2 separate regions of the Mus musculus genome follow, and region 2 is linked to region 1. A link is a loop called in an ENCODE intact Hi-C map of the cell type or tissue named here. Cell type or tissue: left cerebral cortex. All regions are shown on one strand.

Region 1 (8,000 bases):
GCGTGAGGCACACACCCATCTGGTAAAAGCTGCTTCCTAACCCTCACTTGCTCCAGGTCTAGGGAGCATCAGGGTCTTGATGGAGCCCTACCCAAGGCCATCTCATACACACTTCAGCTAGGGATGGGGAAGGGGTACAGAGCCAAGAGCTGTACCAGGTGTGGGGGTCCTGCCCTTCTTTGACTGAGGCAATTGGGTGTTGCCCTCGGGCCTTCTGAGACCACGTGCCTTTTCCCTGGCACCTTCAGTGTGGCTCTGATGCTCTCTTTGCTTCTCCTTTCTATCACCCCCCACCCCTGTCTCGCCTCCCAGCAAACCAGGTGCCAACATCCTTCCAGTGGCTGAGGACTCTGCACCCCTCTTGGCCCACACAAGGACAAAAGGCCAGGAGCAGTGGAACATCCCCCGCCCCTCACTAGTAGTCTGTGAGGTCAGGGAAACCCCAGGCTCTCTGCCGGCTTGGTGCCCTCGAACTCCCCTGGCACCGATGCCTGTGCTAAAGTCGTTGGCATAATGGCCATCAGGGCTGAGCCCAGAGCCCGGAACCAGGAGAGCTGGGCGCCCTCTGGCTGTCCAAGCCCAGCCAAAGACTGAGGAAAGGCTGGGCTGGCAGAAAGGGGCTGGCCCAGATGGTCTTGCCCCCACCGCAGGCCTCTTGCACTCCCACCCACCAGGGCATAGCTGTTCCCATCTTCCATGTGCCCCAGTCGCCACACCACCCACCACAGGGCATTTGAGAACAAAGGGGAGGTGCCGCCACAACAAGAGCTGGTCAGGGGCTGGTCAGGGACCCCAGCAATAAGAGACCCAGGGGACTGCCTACCTGCCTGGCCCCTCCCCTTCTCAAAGTGGGACCCGCCCAGAAAGAAACATCTGGGTGTCTTAGAGGGCAGGAAGCCCAAAACCCACCCGAATAGGGTGCGTTTGGGGGGACACACACAGGAGGCTCCTTCCTCACCTCCCCCCTTCTCAGCAGGCTCCCACTTCCCACCCATTTCCCTAGGAATGAAAAGTGGGGCAGGAGGAGGTGAGAAGCCCGGCTGAACGAAGACAAAGGGGAGCCCCGAAGGTTCCTGGGTCTTCCTCAACTGGACTCCCCCCTCCCTTTTCTTCCGCCCTCCACCTCCCTTTCATCCAGGCGGAGCGAGAAAGGAGCCAGAAAGAGGCTGACAAGGTTCCTGTGGAGAGAGGGGCAATCCTAGAGCCTGGGGAGAAACTGTTTGCTAGCTGTGTCCTCAAGCTTAAGGGTATTAGCCAGGGCTGGGGAGTGGTCTCTGGTCCACCGAAAGGGACTCACCCAGAGCTGAGAGAACATATCCTCTTGGGTGACCACTGCCCAGAATGGGAGGATGATTTAGGGGGCACCAGGGCAGGAATGGAAAGGAATGGTAGGGATCTCTCCTTGACCACGGGTCCCAGCTTGCCAACCAGGGATCTGTTAGGACCAGCGGAACGGAAATGGGAAAATCATTTGAAACTTGAGGGTCAGGCCTGCGACCCCAAAGGGGGTCTGGGCGGTACAAGGTGCCCTACATAGCCCCATGAGGGTGAAGCCTGGGCCGACAGCAGCTTCCAGCTCCCAGCTCGCCGCAGGGCTGCCGACTCGGGCTCGGCCAAGACGGAGGGGCTCACCTGCATCTCGGGCGCGCTGTCCGTCCGCTCGGCTTGGTCACCAATCGCATGTCTCTCTTGCCGGCGCGGCCCCAGCCCCAGCCCAGCCCCCCTCCTCGGTCTCCTCCTACAACACCTCCGCCCGGTCCGCGCGCCCTCGCAGGGCTGGCTGTCCGTCTGTCTGTCCCACGCGGGCGGGAGCCCAGTCGACTCTAGGGCAGGAGCTCGGGAGTCGGGGGCGGAGGCCGAGGCCCTGGCCGTAGCGGGCTGAGGAGCCGGGGCTCTCAGGACGAGTGTTGCGGGCTCCCGGAGCCTGGCTCTGTCCCTTGGGCCGGCCGGGAGCGGCCGCCACCGCCTCTACCGCTGGGGCCGGGGTCGAGGCCGGGCGTTCTCTGCAGCGGGGCCGGGGCCAGGGCTGGGACCGGTGGGCAGCTGCCGCGCATGCTGCTCTGAGCCCCGCGTCGGGAGAGGGGCCCGAGCGGCGCGGGTGGGGACTCCGCGCGCTCCGGGACCGGGACGGGTCCAGGTCCGGCCGCCTCCTGAGCTGCCGCCCGCTCCGGCTCCCGCGCCGGCTCCCGCTCGGGCTCCGCGCTCTGCCGCGGCGTGGGGAGGGAGCGAGAGGAGCGAGCAGCGAGCCAGGGAGGGAGGAGGGACAGAGGGAGGGAGGGAGGGAGCTAGTGAGCGAGCTCTGGAGCCGGGCGGGGGAGGAGAGAGAAGGCGCGGCCGCAAAACCTGGGTGGGGGTCCTTCTTTCAGAGAACCGGACGAAGATGGAGGAGCGCCCCAGCAGCTGCCCAGCGCCCAGGGCGCAGCGAGAGTGGCAGCGGGGCGCAGACGAAGAACGCTCCCGGGCCGGCGCCCCCGCGCTCCCGCCCTGCACCACGCAGCGCCCCTCTGGGTCCCAGGCTCCAGCAAGTCTTAAGCCAGCCCAGCCCGCGGTCTTCCCAGAGTGCGTGCACCCATTCGCGTTTGATTGTCTCTGGCCACATGCGTGTGCATGTGAGCGCGTGTGTTCACACGTGTTAACTGGGGTCACTGCACACTGCCGTGTGGACCGACACACGCACGTGGACAGACAGCCCCCACACCCCCCAACCTGATCACGGTTGTTTAGAGGACAGCTTGAGGAGGGTCAGGTCTTGACCCCTCCTCTCGAAATGTCCAGGACACCCCCCACCACACACACACACACACACACACACATACACCACACCACACCACACCACCACCACCATTGCTTCCTAGGGATCTTAGGGTGAGGCCGGCCGCCGGGAAGCACAGGAAGGGGATGTGGAAGCCGAGCTGGCTAAGTGGGTCTACCGGGAGGCCAGGTCTAGAATCTGCTTTAGCATCCCAGTCCCCTCCCCGTCGGGTTTCCTGTCCAGCAGAGGGCAGCAGGCCTATCTGCCAGGCTCCGGACGGTGGCACTCTACCAAGTGACCAGCAGAGGGCAGTATAGATCCTCGGTCTGGGCTTAGCTATTTACCATCTAACTCCCTAAAATAAATACTGAGTTTGGTGGGTACCACATCTTCAGATGGCTCCACAGAACAAGACCTTTACATAGAGACCCAAACTCTTCTTGGGCCACAGATCAGAGACTAGCCTGGCAGGGTGGCCTGGCAAGGGCTGCGGTGTAGGCAGGCAACCCGTTGGGACCTCATCTATCTACTGCACCTCTTTCCATCTGCTTGAAGCCAGATGCCCCTTAAAACCATGCCAGATTGATTAGAATAACCATCAATGAAGACACCACAAGGCAGAGTTCCCTTCTCCCCATTAGCACCTCAGCACTCCCGATAGTTTGTAGGCAGGCAAAGAAGGAAGCTGAGCAGGGCAGGAAGAGACCAGCGCAAGGCCTGTCTTTCTGGGGTGGGCAAGGATCCCGTTCCCAGTACCTCGTTCTCCTTCCAAGGAACCAGACTGACATTTCGGAGATACCTGGCTGGCTTGGAGAGGCCAGCTTCAAGTTCCCACCCCCAGCACTGTCTTGATTTCCACAGACCAGCCTTACACACATAGTCCAAAGAGTTGCACAAACCTGTTCCAGCGAAACCGATCTTGGATACCTCTCAGCCTCACTGGCACACCACTGCTTGGGACATTCCTGCCTTCTGTCTATGTCCATATCTCAGGCCTACCTAGAGCCCTTTCCCTGCAGGTGTCAGTGATGCTCCTTGCATCTTACATTCTTCTTCCAACAACCTCAGGAAGAGGCACTACTACTCCCCTGAAAATAAAGAGCAGGAACCCCAGGCTCGGAAAGGTTACGTGACTTGGCCACGGTCACACAGCTTGTAAACCGTGGAAAGGGAATTTGAATGGCTTTCCAGGGCTGAGTAAACCAGTGGGAGGCAGGCTTGGCAGAGGGACTTACTGGTAGGAGGGGAGGTGGGGCGGCCACACGAGTCTCCTCCCTTCCAGAGCCTAGCGCAGGCGGCTCTTGGGTCCCCCGATTCCGTGATCCTTGCACCCCCTTCCCAGTCTCCCCAGCTCCCCCACCCCGGCTGTTTGTGAGTTACTGGTGAGCTCCCGCCCTCCCTCGCCGCCTCCTCCCACAGCCCGACAGGAATAGACGCTCCCTAGCTCCTGCGTAAAGGCTCTGCCAGACCCGATGCGGGGCGGGGGCGGGGGCGGGGGCGGGGGCTATTCCTGGTGCGGCGACTGACGCAGGCAAGGCGCGGCCACCGCAGATCTCCGCCCCCGACTCACCTGCTCCCTGCCTCAGTGATCTGGTCGGGGAAATGGGGGAGAGTCCATCGCCCCCACCCTCAGTCTCCAGCTGCTAGATGAGGAAGCTGGTGTGCTAGGCTGGGATCTTGCGGTGCCCATCTACCCATCTTCTCTCGGTGTCCTGGGACGATGGAGGAGACATCACTGCTACCTTGAAGCCTTACTCCTCCATTGTGTGGTAGTCCAGCAATTGTTCTTTCTCTATGTATCCTGAAGAAATGACCCCTCTCAGATTCTCCATCTTATTCCACCAGAGGAAGCAATGGGAAAGGGAGACTTGGGACGGGTAGGGCACTATACCCGAAGAAGCCTTTGTAAGGGCTCTGCTGGGGCCTGGTCCCTGACCTTATCATTCTGACCACGAAGGGAGGAGGCTAACACTGGATCCTTTCCTTAGCCAGATGACTGGTGGGGTGGCCCTCACCAGTGCTCTCACAGGTCCTAGGGCCGCCTGTGAAGCATCAGGATGGTCTAGTTTGGGGACTTTGCTAGAAACAGAACTACAGCCAAGGGATGTTCACGGACACCTCCAGGCTTTTGTTGGTCTACCTCCTAGGTAGTAATTGTGTTTCAAGAACAAATGAATATCCATCTCTTCTGTGCCTGCCTCCCTCCCCAGACTTAATGGCCTTAAGCAAGGCCCCTGTGTTGTTCTCTGTCCATCCACTAGGAGCTCCCAAGAGCGAATGGGCACGGAGGACATCCTGGTCTCCCATGTACAACTAGGAAAGAGCTAACAAAGTAGGAGCCAATGGTTTCAAGGAACCAGTCTTCTGTAGCCTGAATTCAGGCCACAGAGCAGGGGCTGGAGTAAGCTTTCCAGGGCAGGCGGAGGAGAGGACTGCCTTCTAAAACACATCAACCAGCCTGCAAGGGCTCTGAGCTCTGCTTTCCTTCCTCTCATGACTGGCACAGCCGCCAGCTGTGGTGGCTCACACCTGTGTTCCCAGAGTCCAGGAAACTGAGGCAGTGGGGTGTGGGGGTGGGGTTGCTGCAAGTCCCCAAGACATCTGTCTCAAAATGAAATAAAATAAAAGCAATGAAACAAAGAAGGATTGAGCTTGTAGATCCTGTCATATCAACGAGAGAGTCGATGCTTGGATGGATTGCTGCATTGCCCACGTTATCCTGCTTGAGAGAGGCCAGGCGGGGCTTCGGTTGTGAGTGTTCACTGTGCCGTCCCAGCTCTGTTGCTCTCTCACCCTTGGGGCTGAGGTTTCAGCAGGCAGGCAGGGCCCTAGCAGGAACAGGGATCCCCTGAGGCACAGACTGGAGAGGGTGGCACACACAAGCCTGCCTCCGTGTCTGTGTCTGCTGGTCCTGCCTGCTTGCATCCCAGCAGCTCATAGGGTTTTACGATGATGGTTATTTCTGAAGGCACTTGAAATTAATGACGGCTCTAAAATGGCTGGGACAGCAGAGTCATTGCTGAGACCTCTAATTAGCAAGAAAAACGGAGCTGAGGAGCTAGGAGTCGGCGGAAGCTGGGTGAGAAGCAGTAGGCATGGAATAGGGGGTGAAGAGGCAGTGCCCACACTCAAGGCCTTTAGAGCTGGGTGCTCAGGTGAACCTCATGTTCTGTTTTATGTCACAAGCTAACTATTACATTGCTGTGTGACCTTTAAGGGAACTACCCCTCTCTGGGCCAAAGTTCCCTCAGATGCTGAGGCCTCAGGACTCTTTAGCTCTGCCTAGACTTTGAGGACACTGGGGTAAGGCTCCTGAGTTCCTTAGAGGAAAATACTATGCTCCTAGAAAGCTGAGTTCTATAATCAGGGGCATTGTATACCCAGGAGCTACAACAGAGGCCCCAGACTACCCCATGCTCTGCAGCACTTTATGTCAGTGTTACGGAGTCCGTAGCATAATGAAGTCCTAGGGATTCAGGCTGGAGGAAAGTGGATTGGGACCTGGCAGTTAATCCATAGGTCAGAGTCCCATGATGGTGCAGTTGTGAAGCAGAAAAAGGAGTGGGGACCTGAAGGAGCTGGGTGAAAAGTCCCTGCTTTTGGAAGTAGCCCTGTGGCCAGGCTGTGAGACCTTGTGGTCACAGCTTCACTCAGGGCTGAGGTTGTGGTGCCATAGCTGGACCAGAGCAGTCAGTAGCCCTCTGGGGGTGCTAAGCACCGAGGCGAGGCTGGGAGGCTCTGAGACTTCAGCAGAAGCCTTGGCAGGGTTGGAAGGCCGCCTGTGCCATCCCTGGGGCCTGAAAAACAAGAACTCTGTCTGAAGTCAATCAGTGAGTCCCTGCCCACTCCAAAGCCCCTAAGGAAAGACCCAAGGATGCTCCTAACCTTGAGTTACCCTGGAATGGGAGGAGCCAGAGAAATGTTTTCTTCACTGGGGAGAAAAAGGTTAAATTGGGAGCAAAACATAAAATGCAAATCTAAATAGTTATTTGTATAGAGGGGCCACTCTGCAGCTCTTTGGGACCCTGGGCTCTGTGCTTGGCAGAACAGCTGCTCCTAAGGGCCTGGGCTTGGCAGTCCCCATGGAGACATGAGGAGAAATTTGAGCTAATGCGTGCAAACAGGCAGCACTGTTAGCAAATCCATTCATTAAGCACTCATCTTGAGTTCCGATGTGCTGGAGACTTGTCTATTAACTTAGCTCAGAACCTGTTATTATCTGAGGTCAAAGGCAGTGTAGTAGATTCAGAGGCACCCGAACAGCCTCCTGTTCTAGTTCTGATACTCTCTCTAATTGTTATGTGACCCTGGACAGGTCACTTCAGTTCCCAAGCTTCAGCTGCCCAGCCCTTAGGCAGACCTAAGATGACTCCCAGTGACTACTTCTACCCTACAGACTCTCACTGTGTTATCCCAACCCTCCCCTGAGTGCAGATGGACCAACTGACTCCTGCTCCCTCCCCTCCTGTTGTCCCAGGGATTCACACAGGCCAGACAAGAGCTCTAACCCTGAGCAACATGTCCACTCCCTGACTCATTTCTGAGGAGTAGAATATGGCGAAGGGACAGGATGTCACTTGGGATATAAGATTATAAAAACGGTACAGCTTCCATCTTGGATGCTCTTTGTCCATGGTGGTTTGCCTATATGAGTGAATCCATTGCCGTATCACTAGCAGCTCTGGTGAGAAGCTCACTCAGAAAGGAGCAATGTTCCCCGAGTAGAGCCTTGGGAAGATCACAGCTCTCTGGATACCTTGACTGGAGTGCCCAAGAGACCCTGACTCAGAGATGCCAGGTCTACCTCACTTGTATTCCCTCCCCGAGCAATCTATGAGGTCATATTTATTTGTTCTAAGCTACTGCAGGTGTGGTTTTTTACAAAGCAGCGCCTGACTAATGTATGCTCTGCCTGTTACATGTGTGCCACCATTCCTTGCTCTCGCCATGGGTCAGGGCACGGGCTAATGCAGGCAAAGTGCCTCCTGCCAACGGGTGAGGAACTACACAGCAGCTAGGCTGCCCCCTGGTAAGGCTGAGAGGATGCACAGTCTGTTACTCAGCAGCTCCGTGCTGGGTACACATCACAGAGAAACAAGAGGTCCTCCACAAGGTTTTTTGTAACAGCAAGGGTCAGAAGCCTTGGATGTACCTCTCAATGGCAGGATGATGGACAGAGTGCAGCATGATCACACAAGGGAATGACAAATGATGATACGGACAGACACAAGAGCCATACGAGTTGGCA
Region 2 (8,000 bases), 52 kb after region 1:
GTTTTAAAAGGTGTCCTTCCTCTTGCAGGGCCAAGAACACTCAGGTATCCCTAGAGCTGGGGAGAAGGGGCAATTGGGATGTGCCTACCGTGATTGGTCCAATGCTTGACCGAATCCTGAAGCACAAGGAGATTCTGTAACCAGGTGGGGGCAGGAATCCGCTCAAGACTGGTCAGGCCTGGACCGGTCAGAGCCCTGAGAGTTTTGCAGCCCACAGACTCAAAAGAACCAGGACATTGCCTTAGGATCCCTAGAAAAGAGGAGAAACAGGGGAGATCTGTAGGGGTCCATGAGGGACAGAGGGGCTGGACAGGGATGGGAACCGGGCCAGCAATATTGGAATAGCAGTGTAAATCTGAGGCAAGATCAGCCAGGCTTGCCTTTGCCTTTTTAGCTTGGCATCTTACCTCTCCCCCCAGATTCCCCTGGTGGCAGTAGGACCTCTGTACAAGGAACCCTCCCTAAAGTGAGGGAGGGAGAGTCAGAGTTCCTAGCACCCTCCTGTCTGAACATGAAGACCACACTATGCTACTGACCCATCCTTGTCTAGGGGCCACCCCCTCTACTTCTGCCTGAGAGACAGGGTGTAGTAACCATACAAACAGACCCTTCCAGAGGTGCTAGCCTTTGTCAAGTCACCTCTTCAGGACTCTGGCTTCAAGTTCAGAGCTGTTCCTTCCTCCAAGGAGACACCTTTCTATCCGCCCCCCCTGCCATTATGGTAGCATTCATAATGAAGGAGTGACCCCTTTGTGGGTCAGAGGGAGGAAGCCATCCACCTAAGGTCAAGAGCCGCTTGGGCCACCTCCTAGCACTGTCTTCATAAGAAAAGCCCAGGGGACAAGACAGGAACCACCTTGGCATGATATAATTGAGGTGGAGTGGTACATTTTTGTCTTCTTTTTTTATTTCATGGAAAAATAATGCATAGCAATTGAAAGCTAGGAATTCAAGAAATGAACGTATCAAAGAAAGTTCTTGAAACCCAAGGCCATATACAGAAAGACGGAAACGTATCCAATTGAAGCTGCCACTGTGTCTAGGGACCTTGACTGTGAATGCAGTCTGTCTCTCAGTAGTGAGATGCAGGCAGCTCTCCCAGCAGCTCTCCTGGCCTACACTCCAGGAGCTGAATGCCAAGGTGAGCTGCTATCCACACCTGACTCACTCCCTTTCCGCCAGGGCTGGCATAGATGACCTCAGAGGCTGGGGCTGCCAGCCAAATAGCATCCGTCCACAGCTGTAGCAATAAAGGCCAAGAGGTGAAAGACCTCACATGATTGAACAGGAAATGTACCCCCCACCACCACCACCACGCTTTTGAGGAAGTCCTAAGTGCTAGGTGTGCCATAGGTACCAGCAATGCACGACACGAGGGCATGAGGGCGTGACATAGAGGAGTCTGGCCCTGTCACAAAGCCAGGTAATAAGCAGAAAAACAAGACACTTCCTAAGAGTGTCAAGCTCAGCGACAACCCTAACATCCAGCCACAGAGGAGGGAACAGGAGAAGGACAGGGGGACGCTCTAGACAGAGGGTCAGGGGAGGTCTTCCTGAAGGGGGCCACAACTGAACTTAGGCTTCAGGAAGTGAGGCTTCCAGGAGCCTGAGGCACTGAAGGCCAAGATGGGGCCTTTGGCTCTGATCCCAAGAACAAGAAAAGCCACTGGAGGGCCTTAACCAGATAAATGCAATGATGTTTTTCTTCATTGTTAAAAGTCCTCTCAAGCTGCCAACTGGAGCCTGGGCTGCTTCCCCCAGAGCAAGGGGGGTGGGGGGAAGGGGGGCAGTGGGCTGGCTGTCACAGTCACCCAAGGAGGAGGGGATAAGACTGGAGAGTGTGTGGAGGAGGCTGCCCGCCTGAGCAGCACCAACAGCAGTTGTCTGATGCCTGGGATGAGGAGGCGGGGTAAGGAGACAAGAGGAAGAGGGTGAGTCCAGAGCCACATCCACAGGCGCGTGCTGCTCTTACAACCAGACCACTGGCTTAAAATAACTCTGAAAAATAAGAAGCAGATGCGACACCCATGGAGCCGCCTACCCCTCCTGAGTCTCAGTCCCTGGGGGCGCATCTTCCTTCCCGAACCCCTTTTCTGTTCTTTCATCCTGTGCAGGGAACACAGGAAAAAGGCAGAGTGGGCCTCACCCTCAGACTGACAGGAGACAAGCCAGCCCTTAGACAGGACCAGATGGGTGGCTCAGAAGAGCCCCAGCAGGGGCCTGCTCAAGACTATGCTGGCTGAGTCTGGAGAAGGGACAGGCAGGGGTGATTGGAAACAGTGTGGGGCTGAGGGCAGGGCCAGTGTGGGGCAGAACCTTGGGCTGTGTCCTGGAGTTCCTTCCTGCTCTGCCCTTGCTAGCTGTGCGGTCTGGGTTGGCCATCTCATTTCTGAAGGCTCCATTCCCTGTCTTATACACCCCCCCCCCACCACATCATCCAACCAAAAGTTGGACAGAGAGTCTTCAGAAGAGAGACATCAAGGACTGGCATCTATAACCATCAACATCCGGCTCCTTTGGCTCCCTGCAGAGGACTAAAAGGCCAACTGGGCTTGAGCTAGTTAGCTTCCTAGCAAGCTGTTCTAAAAAGTTCTAGAAATGCTATGCAGAACACTGAAAAGACATAGGCAGGCTGGGGGAGTCTGTGAAGTTTGTTCCAGACTCACAGGGATAGAGGTATGCCAAGTAACGACAGAGACTCCAGCACATACGAGCAAGGCTTTGTGTAACTGCCTCGTGGACTAAACAGAAACCTAGGGGCCAGGAAGCTCAGTGGTTAGACAGTCAATTCCAAATCTGTGAGTGAATGGCTCTTATGGAGAGTGGCTTTAAGTGGACGGGATGGTCAGACTGGCTCCATAAAAGCTCTCATGGCACTAGCAGATCCTGCCAGAAACAAGATTGACAGACTCAGATGGGGCTTTGAAGGTAGACCCAGCCCAGGAGGGCTAATAGGGAAGGCAGAGGTCCCTGCTCAAATCCCTCCACTTGCTATATAAATGGGCAAAGTAGACAGAAGAGTCTCTAGAATATGAGTGGTTCCTATGAGTAGCTCCAAGAACCAGATGCAAAGTGGAGCCTATAAGAATTACCGGGTAGCTTAGAGTTCTCGGAGTCATGTGATTAGCCACTCAAACTCTTTTTAAATTTAATTTTTAATTAATTAATTAATGTGTTTTTTATGTTATTTATAATATGTGTTTTGCCTACATATTCTTGTATACCATATGTGTGCCTGTTGCCTGCAGAGGCCAGAAGAGGGCATCAGATACTTTGGAACTGGAGTTACAGATGGTTGTCAGCCGCCATGTGGGTGCTAGGATGTTTGAACCTGAGTTCTTGGAAAAATGCAGCCAGAACTATTAACTATTGAGCCATCTCTCCAGCCTGACAACAGCTTTTGAAATGTACTAGCCACTTCCAAAGAACCATGCTCTATCACCCTGTCAGAAGGGCTGCTCAGAGAGACATCATTGGGAAGGGATGCCAATGTCTCCAGCAGAAGGCTCAGGAGCCTGGTTTCTGACCAAGTATTGTGGCATTCGTGGTGGATGAAAGAATCCCAGCAAGAAAGAATTGCAGAGCCCTGTCCCAAATGAAGAGTGAACTCTGTCTGTCCCTGAAGGCTGCAAGGGAGTCTGGGATGCCCACATGCTGAACGAGGATTTGCGCTGAACAGGGAAGTTCTTGCTGCCATGCATTTCTTAGATTCTGTCTATGCACTGAATCAAGACTAGATTACACAGGCCAAAGTGAGTGTGATGGAGACTGAAAGCAAAGTAGTGCCCAGCCCAGCCGCTAGTCACATGACTGTAATCTAGCGCCTATTCTCCAATTCATTCCTCACTGGCATCAGGAGCAAATACATTAAAATGCATAATCCCATTTAGCAGACAGGAAAGTGAGCTCCAGAGAGGAAATGGGGTCAGTCAGTCCAGGGTTCTACAGCATATCAGCCACAGAATCTTTCAGGGGCATCTTACCTAGAGAACTCCCCAGCTCCCGTCCCCAAGATTAGCCTACCATGGCCTGGAAGAAGAAGCGCTCCCTGGCTGCCAAGGCCCTCCTCCAGCAGGTCACAGGCTGTTGGGGGTCCCAACCCAGAAGACCCCTCCTCTAGGATCCATAGACCTTGGGTTCCATTTTCTAGGGGTACTCACTCTCAGCGCTTAGAGAAGAGAACAAGCCAAGTCTCTGTGGGCCTGGATCTGGGCAGAGAGGGTAGAGACTATCTGCCAGCCTTTCTGCCCGTACCCAGCCAGAGGATCCAGTCACCCAATGTCCTCCAGCACCACATGGTTGAGCCAGAGCTCTGGCCCAGCCAGGCCCCCTGAAGGATGGTAGCTAAACACAATGAGCCTGTCTCCAAAGCATGCAGGGTTTAAGCAATAGCCTTTCAGCTGAATATTTAAGAAGAAAATCTTTAAAAGGAGAGAGAGAGAGAGAGAGAGAGAGAGAGAGAGAGAGAGAGAGAGAGAGAGAGAGAGAGAGGAGAGAGAGAGAGAGAGAAGAAAACCAGCAAAACAAGAGGAGGGAGCTAGGGAGGGAGAAACCTACCCCACTACTGCAGTCAAGGTCATAGGCACCAGTGCGGGGCGGCATGGGCAAGGAGTCTTTAATCTAGGAGTTCAGGCTGAGGAAACTAACCGCTTGAAGCTGGAGTACATTACTGCCCTGAATGATCTGTCGGCTTCTATTAGGCTAAATATCTCTGTATAATGGGGAATTATCCTCCGAATAGGCAAAGTGCCTGCCTCTTGGGGGAGGGGCCGTGGAGTATCTCATGTGAGGGCTCTCCCACAGTAGGTGGGATAGGGAACAAAACCAACCTGAAGACACCCCCTCCCCCCAGAAGTCACTGTCAGCAGACACTTTGCCTGTCTTGTGGGACGTGACAGGATCAGCTTCTCTTCCCCTCTTCCAGTCTCTCCCCTAGTTTCCTCTCTTAGGAGTCTAAAATGACAACAGACCAGAGTCCAGGCCTGACAATGTCTCTGGTGACCTGGGGCCTCTTTAAGCCTCTGTTTCTCTATATGTTAGATGGACCTAATTATACCCGCTGGTGCCTGGTGTGAGGCTGGTGTGGAGCACAGCACAGAGCAGGCAGTGGTGCTCCCCAGTGAGGACTCATTGTTCTCCTTCCTCTCATTGACCCACCTAGACACCATAACTTCCTCCAGTAAGCCTCCGTGATCCCTTCCCTGACCCCACTTCCTCCACGCCTGCAGTGAGTTCCTCTCTGGGCCCACCCAAGGAGACAGTTGGGGTCTCTCACTGAAGATGCAGCCTCTGTTATTGCAGGGCACATGGTGGCCCAGAAGGGCCATTCTGGAGGCACAGTCAGGCAAGATGCCAATGGGTTAGAGGACCCAGAAGCAGTATGCCTTTCTTCTTACCCCCACAAGGTCTGGCACATAGCATAGATTTACAATTATAAGGCAGGGATTGGCAGGAGCTGGGAACCAAATATGCTGGCTTGTCAGGCAAGGCTTAGACCCACAGAATGGTCGCATTTGTAGAACAGAGGCCAGCCCTGCAAAGCTGGCCAGGAAGCCAGAAATGCAAGAATAGGGAGCTGGCCAAGGCAGGCCTGGGTCAGTGGGGTCAGGCTAGAGAGACATGGAGGTGGGGAATGGATGCTGAGGAGAGAAGTGGGGGGGGGAGAGGGAGAGGAGAGAGAGGTATAGTGAAATGTCCAAGGGAAAGGAGAACCTGTGTAGGTGGGGTGAGGGTCAGGGCCCCCATGCCTCCCAGGGGAACAGTTCAGGACCCCTCTCTGAAACCACAGCTCCTGCTATTGCAGGGCACATGCTGTACCAGGAGGGCCATTCTGGAGGCACATCCAGGCAAGAAGCCAGAGGGACATGCACAAAGGAAGGCCACTTCCAGAACACACAGAAACACATTATGTTCCCCTCATTCCTCCCAACCCCTTCCCAGGCAGGTATAAAGTTCCAGCCCAGAATCCTTGCAACCTGAGAGAGCTGCTCATTCATTCATTCATTCGTTCATTCAGTTAATGTCCAGTTATGCTTTGTGAGAAGTAAGAATACAAACACTCAAGATCCAATCTTAGGGCACCCACATCCTACTGGGGCCATGCTAGGAAGTAGAGACAATTCTGGGGTTGTGTGAATGGAAGCCCAAGGGACTTGGCAATGTGACAAGAGCATCCAGTTCATAGCTGGATTCAGGGAAAGACCCCAGGAACAGAATTTGAAAAGATTTGGAGGAGGAAACAATGAGGAGGGGCCTTTGCAGACAGGCAGGCTAGAGCAATGGATTGGAGAGGGAGGCCATCCCCCTCCCTCAGGGTCTAAGGGGTTTAGCTCTTATCCTCAGAGCCATCAGGAGCTTGAAGGGTTTTAAGTGGGGAGTGACAGGGACTAATTTGTGCTTCAGAAAGATCTTGCTGGATGCCACCAGGTGGAGGATGGATTACAAAGGAAAAGGTGGCAGTGAGCCAATCTGAAAAAGAAGCTGAGGGCAGGCGAGGGTGGGGCCTATGGCTCACCATCCATAGGTAGGTGAATGGATGGAGAGGAGAGGCAGTCTACAGTGAAGCAGCACTTTCAATACGAGGCAGCGAAATCCTCTTCTGCACCCTGGGTGCCTGCTGTTCATACAACACAGCCAGGCCTTGCCAAGCCCTTGTAAGACATCAGCTACTCTGATCTCCACAATGCTCAGGTGGCACACACAAGCCAGAACTTGCTCCCTTGGTTCCACAATTCGGCAAGCATTTATTGGCAGTCCATTATATTACAGCCACCATTCAAGCCTGCTCAGCAGGGAAACTAAGACCCTAACGCACTGCCCAGAAGTTTTAGAGGGTGGCCATCAAAAAGTCTGGCTTAGAGATGCTGTTCGGAGCTGGGGGGGGGGGGGGGGAGGGGAGGTGTGGATGTTAGGCAGATGCTGTGGAAGACAGTATCTGGGAAGGGTTGGCCCAGACACAAGGTCAAGCTGATCTCCTGATGAAGGGAGAGAGAATGGGAAGATGGAGATGTTGGAAGAGAGGTGTGGCCATGGTGGAGGGTGCTTGCCTCTATGAACCAGTGCTGAAAGGATGCCAGAGGCCTGGATCAGGAACAGCAAAGTCATTACGTCCAAGGGAGAGGGTGTGCAGGAAGGGTGTAAGGGGTAAGAGTTAACATGGAACTGGGCTGAGCCCCATTAGGTGGCCATAGTGAGAGGGGACGTGGAGTCACAGGGAACTCTGTAGACCAGCACACACCCCACGGTCTGGACTAATAGTTACCCACTACTTTGACCTTAGGCTACTTGCTCTATACTCAAGCTAGTTAGGGGCACTCAGATGTCTTTTGGCACCTTTATAGGAGCCTCCAAAGTCAGATTCACTTCCTTCAAGCCCAACCTTGTCTCCTTGGACATTCACATTTGCTGCTGAAGACCTCAAAGTCTCCTTCATTCCTTGGCCTTCCTCTTATCATCAGCAAACAGGGATATTCCTAATTCACAGAAACTAGTCTAGTGCCTGCCAGGCACAGAGGTGCCCACTAAAGTTGGCCTCCTAACCCATCCTGGTAACTAGGCCTTTTGGAGTCTGCCCCTCAGCATCCCCAATATCTCAGACACAATGTTTAATTAACTCCCATTGATCCAGGTTGAACAGCCTGCTAGTTGGTAGCCATGAGACCAGGTTAGAATGCTATCCAGGAAGTTGGAGAAGGACAAGACCAAAGCTGAGGTCACAGTATCAGAAGCTTGGCTCTTCCTACACACATCAGCACTCCTGGAGATGTAGCAGGCCCTCCTGGGAGTCTGGAAGGATGGCCAGGGACAGGATATACCCAGATGGGCCTCTATACCCTCAGGCTTGCCCCCAGGTCTCCTTGTAGCCGAGTCCCTGTGAGCTACCCCTCCAACATACCGTTCCAAATCTTGGAATCCACATCACTGTGTGCCAGGCTTTGTACCAGAGCATAAGAAATAAGCCACAGGAAGGCACAACTCTGGGGGATGGGGTGGGGGGCTCT

The links. Hi-C counts contacts between places; a loop is a spot of excess contacts. Peaks named below come from ENCODE experiments on the same cell type or tissue, not always from the same donor. Only the 100,000 strongest peaks of a DNase experiment are listed, where the experiment ranks them.
Region 2: it touches region 1 in a loop (8-fold over the local background); 4 of 42 quality-filtered maps call a loop at or near these places.

Annotation. Positions count from the first base shown.
Region 1 is chr9:56,633,443-56,641,442 of GRCm38, forward strand. Lingo1 (leucine rich repeat and Ig domain containing 1) reads right to left here and starts at 2,206. Exons shown (of 2, transcript NM_001311076.1): 1 at 1,633-2,206. The coding sequence starts at 1,638. In left cerebral cortex, CTCF peaks have their summits at 587, 3,039 (motif pointing right) and 5,008; DNase peaks (open chromatin) are centred at 258, 768, 1,770, 2,482 and 4 more places; H3K4me3 peaks cover 3,982 bases; H3K27ac peaks cover 7,784 bases.
Region 2 is chr9:56,685,032-56,693,031 of GRCm38, forward strand. It overlaps a transcript of Lingo1 not described here. Among named protein-coding and RNA genes, the nearest start is that of Gm31642, 38 kb to the left of the region's middle. In left cerebral cortex, a CTCF peak has its summit at 3,237 (motif pointing right); DNase peaks (open chromatin) are centred at 1,975, 2,633 and 3,347; H3K27ac peaks cover 7,188 bases.